Linked DNA regions of Homo sapiens: regions 2 and 3 are each linked to region 1. A link is a contact called in ENCODE Hi-C or POLR2A ChIA-PET data. All regions are on one chromosome and are shown on one strand. The core of a region is the stretch at or near the end of the contact, and the rest is flanking DNA. Distances in the headings are between cores, read along the strand shown.

What was found. Hi-C counts contacts between places; a loop is a spot of excess contacts on that map. ChIA-PET counts read pairs that join two places held with the same protein, here RNA polymerase II (POLR2A). Pooled maps may share reads with other maps.
Region 2: a loop to region 1 is called in a map of PC-3, with 8 times the contacts of the local background. The contact joins the enhancer-like site here to the promoter of KLF4 in region 1. A Hi-C loop is called at or near these places in 38 of 168 maps with a recorded cell type or tissue (IMR-90, MCF 10A, PC-3 and 23 more), 1 of 37 single-sample maps with no recorded cell type and 27 of 50 pooled maps. POLR2A ChIA-PET finds 5 or more read pairs at or near these places in 4 of 52 experiments (A549, AG04450, MCF 10A and 1 more).
Region 3: a map of mammary epithelial cell shows a loop between it and region 1 (5-fold over the local background). The contact joins the enhancer-like site here to the promoter of KLF4 in region 1. A Hi-C loop is called at or near these places in 3 of 168 maps with a recorded cell type or tissue (PC-9, endothelial cell of umbilical vein and mammary epithelial cell) and 5 of 50 pooled maps. POLR2A ChIA-PET finds 5 or more read pairs at or near these places in 4 of 52 experiments (A549, GM10248, MCF 10A and 1 more).

Annotation. Positions count from the first base shown.
Region 1 is chr9:107,488,127-107,491,493 of GRCh38, reverse strand. It overlaps KLF4 (KLF transcription factor 4), which reads left to right and starts at 1,725. Exons shown (of 5, transcript NM_004235.6): 1 at 1,725-2,326; 2 at 2,444-2,564; 3 at 3,227-3,367. The coding sequence starts at 2,322. RefSeq lists silencers at 1,444-1,653, 2,013-2,212, 2,864-2,913.
Region 2 is chr9:107,736,502-107,739,868 of GRCh38, reverse strand. The region is part of intron 1 of LOC105376208 (a long non-coding RNA gene); the gene reads right to left. Among named protein-coding and RNA genes, the nearest start is that of KLF4, 250 kb to the right of the region's middle. RefSeq lists enhancers at 44-544, 674-1,173, 1,174-1,675. Within about 2 kb of position 1,673, at least 24 of the 41 ENCODE cell types and tissues checked have a DNase peak (open chromatin) inside an H3K27ac peak, as active enhancers do; they include IMR-90, PC-3, adrenal gland and 11 more, where a contact is called at or near this core.
Region 3 is chr9:107,705,859-107,709,225 of GRCh38, reverse strand. It overlaps LOC105376207 (a long non-coding RNA gene), which reads left to right. Exons shown (of 4, transcript XR_930225.3): 3 at 2,226-2,731. Among named protein-coding and RNA genes, the nearest start is that of KLF4, 220 kb to the right of the region's middle. Within about 2 kb of position 1,650, at least 4 of the 41 ENCODE cell types and tissues checked have a DNase peak (open chromatin) inside an H3K27ac peak, as active enhancers do; they include mammary epithelial cell, where a contact is called at or near this core.

The sequences.
Region 1 (3,367 bases), core at 476-2,975:
CAAAGTAAACACCTCGCCAAACCTACGTTTAGAAAGTGATACCGAACACCACATTCACGTTTTAAAAAAAAATACTGTTTGCTAAGAAGATGAGAGCAAAACATTTCCCAGCTGGAAAATTACTGATCACAAACCAAGGGGAGAGTGGGGGTGGGGGAGGCAGCGTTATAAGATTGAAGTAAAGATCGCCGTTTCCTATTCCCTTCCCGGTGGGCAAGGACGCCTGCGGCGGGCTCGGTGTGCACTTTTTGAGAGCTAGGATCCCACCGCATCGCTCCACTTCCTGGCACATGGTCACTTCCCAGGGAAGTCCCTTTAGGGGGGCCTGACCTACCCGGAGCCTGAGCCGAAGGAACGAGTTGTCCTTTGACCTTTACTGGCCATTTCACCTCTTTATGACTCAATTTCTCATCCATAAAGTGGAAAGGAGAGTGCGTGGCTTGAAAAGTCATCAGTGAGTGTTTAATTCTTCTTTAATGGGTGTCTTCTATTATTATTATTATTCTACAGTGCAATTTAGTCATCAAATATTACAGGCAGTGGCTCACGCCTGTAATCCCAGCACTTCGGGAGGCCGAGGCAGGCTGATCACTTGAGGTCAGGTGTTCGAGACCTGCCTGGCCAACATGGTGAAACCCCGTCTCCACGAAAAATACAAAAATTAGCCGGCGTCGTGGCGCACGCCTGTAATCCCCGCTACTCGGGAGGCTGACGCAGGAGAATCGCTTGGACGCAGGAGGCGGAGGTTGCACTGAGCTGAGATCGTGCCACTGCATTCCAGCTTGGGCGACACAGCGAGACTCTGTCTCACAAAAAAAAAAAAAAGAAAGAAAAAAAAAGGAAAGGGCTTCGAGATGGCTGGTTGAAAACTGTCTCCGCGCCTCACAGTCCCTCTTCTCTCCCTTATGCCTCTGAGTAAATCTTGAGCCCTTTCACTCCCTTTCTCGCTATTTAAAGTATCAAAACCATAACTCCCCATTCGTGCCTCTTTCCGCCTGTTCCCGGCGGAACACTCCTCTGGCCTTCTCTTGAGGCTCCCAGTTCACGCTGCACAGTGCTGGGCACTGCCTCCTCTCCACACCCCTAGCGCCCCCCACCCCTCAGCAGAAGGGCCCGCGAGGAACCGTGCGAGGTCAGGCCGAGCGCCGGCACCGCCACCGGCACTGGCGCTGAGCGACGAGAGCGGACTCCTGCGAGCGCAGAGAGGGAGGGGGAGATGGAGGGCTGGATGAGTCACGCGGATAATCGCGCTCTTCTCCAGCGCGCAGACAGCGCGGCAAGCGCGTATGCTAGCAGGGGTGCGGACGCGTGACCGTGCCGCCCGCTGACCCCACCAGTCTTCGCGGGCTTCGAACCCAGGGAGCCGACAATGGCGGTGAGTACGGCCCTGGTCGCGCAGCGACCGAACCTGCGCCCGGTTCCTCGCGCCCCGCGCTGGGGCGGACGCCGCCGCCGCCGCCGACACCACTGCCGCCGGCGTCAGCTCGGCTCCAGCCCGCCAGCTGCCTGGCTGGCGTCACGGCCCGGCCCAGCCCCGCCCGCGCCCCTCCTTCCCCTCCCCCGCCCCCACGTGCGCCGAGTTTGTTGATTTAGCTGCCATAGCAACGATGGAAGGGAGCCTCGGGGGGGGCGGAGAGAAGAAAGGGAGGGGCGGGGCATGGGAGAAGGCGGAGGAAAAGGCTGTAGCGAAGGAAGTTATAAGTAAGGAACGCGCGCCGGCGGCCGGCAGTTTCCCGACCAGAGAGAACGAACGTGTCTGCGGGCGCGCGGGGAGCAGAGGCGGTGGCGGGCGGCGGCGGCACCGGGAGCCGCCGAGTGACCCTCCCCCGCCCCTCTGGCCCCCCACCCTCCCACCCGCCCGTGGCCCGCGCCCATGGCCGCGCGCGCTCCACACAACTCACCGGAGTCCGCGCCTTGCGCCGCCGACCAGTTCGCAGCTCCGCGCCACGGCAGCCAGTCTCACCTGGCGGCACCGCCCGCCCACCGCCCCGGCCACAGCCCCTGCGCCCACGGCAGCACTCGAGGCGACCGCGACAGTGGTGGGGGACGCTGCTGAGTGGAAGAGAGCGCAGCCCGGCCACCGGACCTACTTACTCGCCTTGCTGATTGTCTATTTTTGCGTTTACAACTTTTCTAAGAACTTTTGTATACAAAGGAACTTTTTAAAAAAGACGCTTCCAAGTTATATTTAATCCAAAGAAGAAGGATCTCGGCCAATTTGGGGTTTTGGGTTTTGGCTTCGTTTCTTCTCTTCGTTGACTTTGGGGTTCAGGTGCCCCAGCTGCTTCGGGCTGCCGAGGACCTTCTGGGCCCCCACATTAATGAGGTAGGTGAGGCGCGCGGCGCTGGGAGCAGGGAGGGGTGAGGACCGGTGGGACGCGCCGGAACGACGGCCGAAAGCCGCCCCTGACTCTCCTGTCTCCGCTCCCTGCCTTGCTCGCAGGCAGCCACCTGGCGAGTCTGACATGGCTGTCAGCGACGCGCTGCTCCCATCTTTCTCCACGTTCGCGTCTGGCCCGGCGGGAAGGGAGAAGACACTGCGTCAAGCAGGTGCCCCGAATAACGTGAGTATCGCTCCGGGCCGCCGGGAACGCCCGGTGGGTTTTCGTGGGTGTGGTGGGGGCGGGCGGAGCCTTGGGGTCACCAAGAGCCACTGAACGAGGGTAAGGAGCGGCCACCGCGCGGACTCCGCAACCTTCCCGGGATAGCTTCCGTGTCCTTGGCTCAGCTGTGTATGCCCGTGGTGCGAGCACTGCGGAGCCGCCTGGGGCGCAAGCCGGGTCTTCACCAGTCCCCGGGCGCGCTGTCGGTAGGGCGGGCGCTCTCGGGCCACCGGGCGGGAGGTGGCCGCGTCCCCAGACACTGGCTGGGCCAGAGTGAGTTTAGCGCGTAGGCGGCCCCGTGGCGAGAGCGCACCGAGAGAGCCTCGGTGTGCCAATTCCGGGGACGTCCACGGGACCTGGAGGGGGAGGGACCAGCCGCGGCGCTCGCTCACACGCAATTGGGCAGACAGGACATAACACCCGCAATACAGACGCATCACCTCTTCTTCGACCCGGGAGTGGGCCGAGATTGCAGCGCTGGCGCCCTGGGTTCCCGGGTGCTTCCTGCCTGACCAGTCCCCATGTCTGGGCGGTGCAGTCGCGCGTGGCCCGCCAGCACGTCAGTATGTCGGGTGGCAACAGGGGACCACCACTGACAGGTCTCTCCCGCCCTGTCCCCGCAGCGCTGGCGGGAGGAGCTCTCCCACATGAAGCGACTTCCCCCAGTGCTTCCCGGCCGCCCCTATGACCTGGCGGCGGCGACCGTGGCCACAGACCTGGAGAGCGGCGGAGCCGGTGCGGCTTGCGGCGGTAGCAACCTGGCG
Region 2 (3,367 bases), core at 424-2,923, 250 kb before region 1:
CAGCCAGGCTTCCTTCAAGCCAGGGCCTGAGCACATGGACCCTAATCGGCGAAACCCCCCACCCTTCCTTTGCAAACACCCTTGTGGTCAGCTCAGGGCGGGCCGACAGGCAGAGCTGATCTCCCCCGTGCTCCCTGAAAGCCTCCACACTGAAGGAGCTGGCGCAGGACCGCTCAACCCCGGCCAAGAGCAGCCCGGCCATCTGAGAAGGGCTGGGAGCTGCCCTCTGGACAAGGAGCGGAGCTCCGGGATCTGAATAGGACGCTGACTCTGGTGGACTCCCGCCTGCATGTCCTCCAGTCCTCTGCTCAAAGGCCTGCTCCCACCTACTGCGATTACACACATACACCCCAGCACTCCTGTTTATGCCCCTTATCATGCTTTATTTTTTTATAGGATTAAAAAAAATTTTGTTTTGCCATTTGGCATATCATAATGTATATTATTCATTTGTGGGAAATTCACTAGGATGAAAGTTCTATGAGGACAGCAATCTTTTTGTTCTATTCCCTACTATATCCCATTTCTAGCTGCTAATAGGTGCTCAGTAAACATTTGAAGGAGGAGGAAGGAAAAGAAGGAAGAAAGGGAGGGTGGGAGGGAGAATCTTTAGAGAGGGTAGGTCTGGTTAGCCTTCTTCTCTTCCCGGCTGGCATCTCTCCTTCAGAACTACCCCAGACTGGTGGCCTTATAACCTTTTGGAGAAATGACTTTAGCAGCCACTTTTTAAACTTCCATTTATCCCATTTATCTGGGGCTCACTCTGTGTCAGGCAGTACAGATAGATGATCTCACTTGATCTTCTCAACAACTCTGAGGTCTGTGTCATTGCTTTGACTCAGGCTTTCTCAACCTCAGCCCTAGTGACAATCGAAGCCGACAGGTCCCTATTGTGGAGGGCTGTGCTGTGCATTGCAGGACATGTGGCAGCATCCCTGGCCCCAACCCACCAGATACCACCAGTACCCTTACTCCTAGTGTGACAACCAAAAATGTCTCCAGACATTGCTAAGTGTCCCTTGGGGTGGCAGGCAAAATTGCTTCATTTGAGAACCTCTGTGTTAACTCCACAAAGGGGGAAACAGGCTCAGAGAAGCTAAGGAAGTTGCTGGAGGCCATGACAGAGGAAGGAATCCCACCTAGGTCTGCCTTGCTTCAAAGCCAGCGTTCCCTCCGTTCTGCCAGGCCATCCTCCCTCGGCAGGCAGGGCTCACGGTCCAGGGAACTGTTACTGAGAGGCCTCTGCCCAGCCTCTGCCCAGCCCCTGCCTGTGTCCCAACGACGACAGAGCAAGGCCCCTGACGTGCGAGAAGAGCCTTCCCCAGCAGCCGCCGCTGAGTTTAAGGCCAAGCAGCTTGAAAAACACTTACTCATACCCTGGCCATGACGGGGAAACATCACGAATGATAAATCATATCTCTTAATTATCTGTGATTTCTGAGGCCGGCCAAAATTTCCTTTTCATGACAAATATTTGCTCTGAGATTTCTTTTCCCCTGAAAAAGAGAAGCAATGCAAGGAGATCCCTGGGGCTGGTCTCCCAAGTGGGAATCCCAGCATCTCTGATCAGCCCTCTTGTCCCACCCAAGCTGTCTGGAGCTAGGTTCCTGCCTGGGCATGCCTCTTCCCTCCACGCTCCAAGTAGTAAAATCCCCAGGTTTCTGTTTTGTTTTGTGTTTTTCGTTTTCTTGGAAGGGTGCCTGAATTGGAGATGTTTACTCACTTAAATGAGACCTATTTGAAATTACTCTGAGGGCGGGAGGAAGACAGAAAATAAAAGGGCATAGGGCCCAGGGTGAAAAGGCCAGGGTTCGAGTCAACTTGAAACTGCTGCAGGAAAATTTACCCCACTAGTCTAGCACCTCTTGGCATGATAAGGAGAGTGCCCAGTCTTCTCAGCCCCCATAACTTCTGGCCCTTCACCCTGCGGGGCTCCTTCTAGCTTCATCTTCCCCACTCTTCCCTTAGGGTGAGCCCCTTTACTAGCTTTTAAATACGATTTTTCACAGGTTTTTGTCTTTGCAGTGAATGCTTTTCCCTATTTTCTGCCCATAAAACTCCTATTCCTCTTCCGTAACCCAATATAAATGTCCCTTTCTTTGCCAATCCTTGCCCCACCCCGGGTAGAATTCATCTCTCCCTCTCCATGATTCCTCAGTAGTTTACACAGACATCAGTTTTACTTGGTTTATACTCTCTTGGAGATATGCATGTACCAGGCCTCTGGAGTCCAGGGGAAAAGCTGAGTGGGCGACCAGAGCAAGCCAACCGCCACTGGAGACAGAAAAAGACATTCAGGTTTTTTCGCTCCAGGGCTTTCCTGTCCACCCAGCTTGGTTTTCCCTGGTCCACTAACATGTATGACTGTCCTGGGCGCATCTGCTAGAACAAATTGCAGAGGAGCTTTGCAGCAGTCAGAAACTCTGATCCTATTTTGTTCTACATTCTGAAGCAGGTGACATGGGCCACCACATTCTTCTCTCTTTTCCTTCCTTCCTTCCTTTCTTCCTTTTCTTTCTTTTCTTTTCTTTTCTTTTTTTTTTTTTTTTGGCAGAGTCTTGCTCTGTTGCCCAGGCTGGAGTACAGTGGCATGATCTCAGATCACTATAGCCTCAACCTCCTGGGCCCAAGCAATCCTCCCACCTCAGCCTCCTGAGTAGCTAGGACTGCAGCCATGCACCACCATTCTCAGTTATTTTTTAATTTTTGTAGAAATGGGGTTTTGCTATGTTGCCCAGGCTGCTCTCAAACTTCTGAGCTCAAGGGATCCTCCTGCCTCAGCCCCTCAAAGTGCTGGGATTACAGCCACGCACCACCATGTCAGCCAGGCCACCACCACTTTCTATGAGAATATTCTGGGTTCTGGTTACACTCACGTGCCATTGTCATGAAGCTAGGCTCATTGAAGGCACTTGACCATAGTCCATCTCAATCTCTCTCCTCTTGGCATAAAAATATGGAGTGAGCAGAGTGGGGTGCCTGGTCCTGGCTGAAAGAAAGCAGAGAGCTGATATCCATCTCTGCAGGTCAGCCTCCCACTACAAATTCACAGCCACCCTACTGACTACCCACGAGCTCTGCTGAGACTCAAGGATGCTTCTCTTCTGCTCCAGTCCTAGTGATGAGGGAAGAGCAGGTCAAAAGGCCTGCCTCAGCCACCCAGAGCCAGCTCCTGCCCTTCAACAAATCCTGAAGTGCCACAGCTTATACCCAGAGAGTACCATCATACTTCCTTTGACTTGCACTGCCAATGAGAACCAGCATCTGTGGTCCCTTGCAGAAGCTGGGTTGCAGTTGGTCTGCAGAGCTCTGCTTGGCAGGCAGGCATGATGTGCGTCTGCTGGAGGTAGCACAGTGAGGCACCCTT
Region 3 (3,367 bases), core at 401-2,900, 220 kb before region 1:
CTAATATGGGACTCCTTTAGCAGGCAGTCATTGTTCTGGAGCTCTCATTTGGGTTGGCAGAGACTTTGGGAGACCTGAATTGAGGTCTGAGGTTCTCCTTGTCATGGTCTGAAGGCTTTCCTTGCCCAATTCTGCTTCTCGTGCTTGTTATTTAACGCAAGTGACATTGCTCTCCCCAATAAACTGCTTATATTTCTAACTTCCTCTCATAAGCTGCTTCTCAGAGAACCCAATTGACAAACATATCTTATCTTAGTCTGACAGAAGAGAAGAACTCAAAAACTTTCTTTGCCTCTTTGGAGATTTGTCTGGGCAAAGGAGTGATCTGTGACTCCTGAGGCTTTTGAGAATGAGCTGCTACCATCATGAAAAGCATGCATATCTGTACATGAACTTCTTTGGTAATCTGGTGATACCTACAGACACCTTCTCAGATTTGGTCAGACCAAAGCCAGCAGGATTGGATTGAAGTTTGCCCAGTACCTGGAGTCATGCTCAAAGGACTTGTTTTTGTTTTTTGTGTGTGTGTGTGTTTTGTTGTTGTTGTTGTTTGAGACGGAGTCTCACTCTGTCGCCTACGCTGGAGTGCAGTGGCGTGATCTCGGCTCACTGCAAGCTCCGCCTCCAGGGTTCACGCCATTCTCCTGCCTCAGCCTCCTGAGTAGCTGGGACTACAGGTGCCCGCCACCATGCCAGCTAATTTTTTGTATTTTTTGTATTTTTTTTTTAGTAGAGATGAAGTTTCACCGTGTTAGCCAGGATGGTCTCGATCTCCTGACCTCATGATCCTCCCGCCTTGGCCTCCCAAAGTGCTAGTATCACAGGCGTGAGCCACTGCGCCCGGCCAAGGACTTGCAATCAATAGGATTGCATTCGGACAACAACCAGAGGGACTAAACACTTTGACATAGGAGTGGTGGCCTAAGTCACCAGTGGCATTTAGTCTGATAAAGAGAAATTTTGGAAGGAAAAGGACACAGAGATAAGGCTACTATGTAGAACAGGGGTTGGCAAAGATATCCTGTAAAGGATGATACAGTAAATATTTTTGGCTTTGTGGACAGATGACTCATCTGGTCTCTGTCACAGCCGTACACTCTGCCATTGTACACAAAAGCAGCCATAGAGGATACAGAGATGAATGGGTGTGGCTATGTTCCAATAAAACTTCATTTGCAAAAACTGGTAGGTGGTCAGATTTGACCAGTCGGCCATAGTTTGTTGACCTCTGATGCAGAAAAAGGAAAGTTGGAGGAAAACATTTACTTAGAATCTACTTTATCCCAAGCATTTACACAGTATTTCATTGATTCTTCATAGAAGCTCTTTGAGGTAGGTCATATTTCACAATTTTCATAGGCATGAAAACTGAGTCCATATACTCCTATACTTGTATACTTCCTATACAAGTTATTAAGAAAATATGCCCCAAATCCCACAGCTATGATGCAATAGCCTTAGGATTCTAAGAACTCTCTATCATAGTACTCCCTGGAGAACAGCGGGGGTAAAATCTACATCTGGCATGATTCACCACCCTAGTGATAACACATAGTACATCCGTAAGGGTCACCAAGTTCCGGACGCATCCTGAGAAATGTGAAGACTGTGATTCTAGCAACGAGGAGGAGACCTGGGTCACTGGGTTGAAAGATGTGATGAGGCAACATGTGATGCCCATTCTTGATGGAAACAAACCAGCAAAGGGTTTTTCTCATTGTTTTAAGTGCTTTTAATGAATTGATTCATTAACCACAGAGATATTTTCCACAGCACCACTTACTGCCGAACTTTCTGCCAAGAACAAGGCCAAAGGCAAAGATCTCCGGACAGCTGCAGCATCAGGGAAGATTGATGCAGTTATATCATCCCCCCCACCCCACCCAGGCAGAAGAACTGCTTCTCCCCCTCCCCTCTTCCCATCCCATTAACTTGAAATATATCCCTTGAAGGCTTCCCCATATTAAACTATCCAGCCAAACACCAGATAATGACTCCCTTCTCCACAGCCTGTCCACACTGCCATTATCACATCTTTTTCTCCGAAAGACCATCCCGACATTATTTATCACTGTACCCAGTACTCAGAGAATGCCTAATACACAGACTCACTCCATAGTGAGTTAAACTTCATTTAAATGTGCCTCATCCAAATGCATTCATCTGTGTTTCTTATTTAACCCCCATGGCAATCACTGAGCAAATTATCATCTCTTATTTTATAGATGAAAGAAACCAAGGCTTCAAAAGGAAGCTACACTGAAGCAGAAAGAACTAGTGGTACCCCTGGAAGCCACACCTGCTCTTCCTATGCTCCAGGGCTCTGTGCCATTCCTGCAGCTTGAGCCAGGAGGAATGTTTGCAAGGATACCAGCCATTTTGCCAATGTGCACAGTTTTTCTTTAGTCATTACTGGAGGAGACTGACTTTCTTCTGTTTCAAATATCTAAAGATCACTTTCAGAGCAAACTGAGAGTAAACTAACTGGATGGGCTAATCCTACCTTGGATCCTCCTCTGCCATTTCATTGTTAGAATCAATTTCTGCAGGAGTATTTCACATATTTTACTGTCAGTGTCTCTGCAAACCCAACACATTATGGAGGAGAGAGCAAGCCTCTGAAGCCAGACACACCTGAGATTAAATCCTGGTTCTGCCATTTTATTAGCCATGTGACTTTAAAAGGTTACTTAATCTCTCAGGGCCTTGATTTCCTCATCTGTAAAATTGGGTAAGAATGCCTACTTTGTTTTATTTGTTGTTGTTGTTTTGTCCGGTTTGGGGTGTTTGTTTGTTTGATAGAGACAGTGTCTTACTCTTGCCCAGGCTGGAGCGCACTGGCATGAGTATAGCTCACTGCAAAGATGCCTACTTTGTAGGCTTGTGGAATTAAGAAAAATAATGAGCCAGAAAAAAATATTGTTTAAATGTTTATATAGATGAAATATATAGATGACATATGATAGATAGATATAGAGATGATAAATGACGATGCTGATAGATAGATAGATAGATAGATAGATAGATAGATAGATAGATAGATGGCAGCATGTAACATTAAACTTATTTTGTAGCCTAAGAAATTGAATATTAAGAGTTTAAGAAAAGGAAGAATAATAATACCCTCCATAAACACCTGGCCTCTTTCTGGATGGGAATCTGAGACTGAGATATTAAAGAACTTGCCCAAGGCCACACAGCTAAAAATTGGCCAAGTCTCATTGCACATCCTGCACTTGCACAGTGCCTGGCATGCACTAGGCATTCAGTGAGCCTTTGCAGACTAATTAACTGAATGCATAAGACATGGCCTAAAAACTAGGATGTAATTCAAGAGAACAATTGTCTGGCCTTCTTCAAGCAGTGC